2 separate regions of the Homo sapiens genome follow, and region 1 is linked to region 2. Evidence: read pairs that join two places in POLR2A ChIA-PET (ENCODE). Cell type or tissue: GM12878. All regions are shown on one strand.

Evidence for each region. ChIA-PET counts read pairs that join two places held together with the same protein. Peaks named below come from ENCODE experiments on the same cell type or tissue, not always from the same donor. Only the 100,000 strongest peaks of a DNase experiment are listed, where the experiment ranks them.
Region 1: POLR2A ChIA-PET joins it to region 2 with 11 read pairs; 3 of 35 experiments call an interaction of 5 or more read pairs at or near these places.

What each region holds. Positions count from the first base shown.
Region 1 is chrX:154,497,982-154,500,481 of GRCh38, forward strand. No RefSeq gene overlaps it. Among named protein-coding and RNA genes, the nearest start is that of SLC10A3, 8.6 kb to the left of the region's middle. In GM12878, no CTCF peak of the experiment used is centred here; no DNase peak of the experiment used is centred here; H3K27ac peaks cover 278 bases.
Region 2 is chrX:154,742,026-154,744,525 of GRCh38, forward strand. All of the region lies in intron 1 of GAB3 (GRB2 associated binding protein 3), which reads right to left. Among named protein-coding and RNA genes, the nearest start is that of GAB3, 7.8 kb to the right of the region's middle. In GM12878, no CTCF peak of the experiment used is centred here; no DNase peak of the experiment used is centred here.

The DNA.
Region 1 (2,500 bases), 240 kb before region 2:
GAACTTCCTGTGTGACCCATACATCAGGCATGAGACTTGTCCCTGGATATTTATACCAAGTTTTCCAGCTTCAGCTTCAAGGCCTTTAGCAACATAACAGGTTTTTTTCTTAGTTGGAGAGTTTTAGCCAAATATTAGAGGAAATTAGGAGGATTTGGGGTCTAGTCCCGTCTTCATGTAGATAAGAAACAATGCAAAGGGCTGCAATCTAATAGCAGGCATATTTTAGTGTTTTTCCTTTAGAAACAACTTTTTCTGGGAGGCCAAGACGGGCGGATCACGAGGTCAGGAGATCGAGACCATCCTGGCTAACACGGTGAAACCCCGTCTCTACTAAAAATACAAAAAAAAAAAAAAAAAAAATAGCCAGGCGTGGTGGCGCGCACCTGTAGTCCCAGCTACAGATTTTTTTTGAGACAGAGTCTCGCTCTGTTGCCCAGGCTGGAGTGCAGTGGTGCAATCTCAGCTCACTGCAACCCCCACCTCCCAGGTTGAAGCAATTCTCATGCTTCCACCTCCCAAGTAGCTGGGATTACAAGCATGAGCCACTGTTTTTGAGACAGGGTCTCACTCTGTTGCCCAGGCTGGAGTGCAGTGGTGCCATCATGGCTCACTACAGTCTCAACCTCCTGGGCTCAAGCAATCCTCTCCTCCTACCTGAGCTCCCTGAGTAGCTGGGCATACAGGTGCGCACTACCACACTGGCTATTTTTTTTTTTTTTTTTTTTTTTTTGTAGAGATGGGGGTCTCCTTATGTTGCCCAGGCTAGTTTTTTTTTTTTTTTTAACTTTTGTACCTTTTGTATTTTTAGTAGAGACTAATTTTTGTATTTTTAGTAGAGATGGGGTTTCACCATGTTGGGCAGGCTGGTCTCAAACTCCTGACCTCGTGATCCGCCCGCCTTGGCCTCCCAAAGTGCTGGGATTACAGGCGTGAAGCACCGCGCCCCGCCTGCCCAGGCTAGTTTTAGAACTCCTGGGCTTAAGTCATCACCTGTCTCAGCCTTCTAAAGTGCTGAGATTACAGGCGTGACTCACTATGCCCACCTAATTACTATATTTTTGATAAAATAATTAATGCTTTTAATTTTTCCCTTTAATTAATTAGATATTTTTCATATATTTTGGTAGAAAATATTACACAGAATGTGAAAACGTACGGACACATGATTACATAGAAACAGATTCCCTAGCTTTCATTTTGAAATTTTTGTCATGAGACAGTACAATATAGTAATATACGCTTGCCAGTTTATAAAAGGACAGTTGGATCCAATTTCTGACAAAATGAGACCCGTTCGTGTGGCTGAGCATTATTTGACCCCATAGGTAATCTTATGAAGGCTGAAGATCAAAATTTTGGGTAAAGCAGCGTCTACAGCAGTTTGATTTAAAATATCTTTTTAAAATCCTTTTATTCCATATCAAATGAGTTTAGAGGTTAAATATTCAAATGTTCACATTTCAGTTAGGACTAGCTGAATTGTATGAGAAAAACAGAATTTCCAGTGGCCAATCTGGTTTGCTTGATTAGTCAGCACAGGTGGAGAGGCACTTTTCAAAAAGATATTTACAGTTGTTTTTTTTCCTCAGCTTTTTCTGGATTGTACATGACAGACAAAGCCAAATTTTTATGCTGGACAGAGATACCTTATGTGATTGCTGTGTGCTCAAGAGTTTGACCTGTTTGATCTGAGAACCTAACTTTCACAAACATTGATCTAGTTCTTTCCTTTTTAGACTATCAATCTTTTAATTAACTGTTCCGTCACCCTAAGCAATTGTCAGCTAGGCAAACCTCCATACATGTTTCTGAAAGGAATGACTCCTAAGTGTACAAGGCTAGGTTTTTGGTTGCCATGGAGCTGTTGTAATTTGAAAGCACCCTTTTTTCTTTTCTTTTTCTTGGCTGAAATGCCCTAAGGAAAAGTTATAAACAGCTTTTGAAATCACCAATGTTAGATTATCTTTTTTTATTCTTATTTTTTTGAGACAAGATCTCACTCCATCGCCCAGGCTAGAGTGCAGTAGTGTGTCACGGCTCAACGCAGCCTTGAACTTCCAGGCTCAAGTGATCCTCCCACCTCAGCCTCCTGAATAGCTGGGACCACAGGTGTGTGCCTCCACGCTAGCTACCTTTTTGTATTTTTAATGTAGGGTTGGGGTCTGATCAGGTTGCCCAGGGTGAAATTATCTTAATACAATTATCTTAATACAAGTGAAGAAGCTGGCTGGGCACGGTGGCCACGCCTGTAATTCTAGCACTTTGAGAGGCCAAGATGAGTGGATCATGTGAGCTCAGGAGATAGAGACCAGCCTGAACAACATGATGAAACCCCATCTCTACAAAAATTAGCCAGGCGTGGTGGCAGGTGCCTGTGTTCCCAACTCCTTGGGAGGCTGAGGTGGGAGGATCGCTTGAGCCCAGGAGGTTGAGGCTGCAGTGAGCTGAGACTGCACCACTGCACTCCAGCCTGGGTGGCAGAGTGAGACCCTGTCTC
Region 2 (2,500 bases):
CTCGTGGGTTCCATCAACCATAGGTTCAACCAACCACAAATTGAAATTAGAAGTAAAAAACAGAAAGATATCTAGGTAATTCCCAAATATTTGGAAATTACACAATACATTTCTAAATAACCCGCAGGTCACAGAAAAAAACTACAAGGGAAATTAGAAGATATCTTGAAGTGAATAAAACCAAAAATACAACATATCACCAGAATTTGTGGAATGCCATTAAAGCAGTGCCAAGGGGGAAATTTGTAGCACTAAATGTCTATGCAGTTGATCCTCAACTTACAGTGGAGTTACATCCCAAGAAACCCATCATAAGTTGAATATACCCTAAGTCAAAAATGCATTTAATACACCTAACCTATTGAACTTCATAGCTTAGCCTAGCCTACCTTACATGTGCTCAGAACACTTACATTAGCCTACAGTTGGGCAAAATCATCTCACACAAAGCCTATTTTATAATAGTTATAAGGAATTTTGAATCAAAATTCAAAATTTGAAGTATAGTTTCTACTAATGAGTGTTGCTTTCATGCCATCGTAAAGCAAAAAAAGTCATAAGTCAAACCATCGTAAGTCAGGAACCATCTGTATTAGAAAATAAGAAAGATCTCATATCAATGGCCACAGCTTCTACTTTAAATGAATTTCAGAAAGTACACTGGCTGCTGTGGGGTCAATGCTAAGGGAAAGAAGCCAGACATAAAAGGACCACATAGTCTATCATTCCACTTATATGAAATTTCCAGAAAAGGCAAATCTATAGAGACAGAAAGCAGATCAGTTGCTGCCTGGGGCTAGAGATAGGAGTGAGGAGTGACTGCAAATAGGCTAAGGGAATTTTTTGTGGGGATAGAAATGGTCTAAAGCTAGACCACAGTGATGGTTGCATAACTGTATAAATTTACTCAAAGTCAACCAACTGTACACTTATGATGGGTGAATTCTATAGTGTGTGTACATATATATATATATATATATATATGTACACACACATACACACACACATACCTCAATAAAGCTGTCTTTAAAAACCACTGAAATCTGTGGAATGGGTTCCCAGGATGTTAAGCCAAGGAAGACAGAATATAATATTGGATCAAGCTAAATGTATTAATGTGTGTGTGTGTGTATTTCCTGATTGATAAAGTGACATCTTTAAGGTGCTGAAAAGAAAAACAAAACAAAACAAAACAAAATTTTTAAACTGTCAACCCATAATTCTATGCCCAGTGAAAATATTTTTTAAAATGAGGGAGAAATAGACTTTCTCAGACAAACAAAACAGAGAAGTCACTGCCAGCAGACCTAAACTACATGAAATGCTGAAGGAAGTTCTTCAGGCAGAAGGAATATGATAGCAGACAGAAACTTGAACCTACATAAAGAAATGAAGAGTGACGGAAATGGAATAAATAAAAGAAAAATAAAAGTTTAGTTTTTTCTCTTTGTTTTAATTGACTGAAAAGATAACTGGTTGTCTAAAGCAAAATTAGTAGTAGTGTATCATACGTTTATAGCACATGTAAAAGTAAAATGCATGACAACAGCACAAAGAATATAAGAATGGAATTGGGAATATACTATTCCAATGTCCTTATACTACTAATATTATAATGATATAATATTATTTAAAGGAAGTCTGCAACTAATTAAAGATGTATAATTTACACTCCAGGGTAACTGCAAAAATATGAAGTTATGAAATGTAAGTTAACAATGGAGATAAAATGGAATAATAAAAAAGGCTCTATTAGCCCAAGAGAAGGCAGAAACTGAGGAGAAAAGAAACAAAGAACAGATAGAACAAATGAATAACAGCTAGCAAGATGGTGTATTTTAATATAAACATTTCAATAATCATACTTTATGTGAATGAACTAAATATGCCAATTAAAACAAGGTGAGAGGCTGGGTGTGGTGGCTCACACCTGTAATCCCAGCACTTTGGGAGGCCAAGACAGGCGGATCACGAGGTCAAGAGATCGAGATCATCCTGGCCAACATGGTGAAACCCCATCTCTACTAAAAATACAAAAATTAGCCAGATGTGGTGGCGCGTGCCTGTAATCCCAGCTACTCAGGAGGCTGAGGCAGGAGAACTTTGTGAACCCAGGAGGCGGGGGTTGCAGTGAGCCGAGATCGTGCCACTGCACTCCAGCCTGGTGACAGAGTGAGATTCCATCTCAAAAAAAAAAAAAAAAAAAAAAAAAAAAAGGCGTTAAAAAGCAAGACCCAACTCTATGCTGTATATAAGAAACCTACATCAAATATAGACACAGAGAGGTTAGAAGTAAAAGAATGGAAAAAGATACACCGTGCAAGCACATATCAAAAGAAAGCTATTATCAAAAAGACAATAGAAAGAAGAAAATAGACTTCAAAACAAGGAATAGCATCAGGGACAAAGCAAGACATTAAATAATGAAAAAGGCTTCTATTCCCCAAGAAAACATAGTAGTTCCAAATGTGTATAACTAGAAATGGAGCATCAAAATATG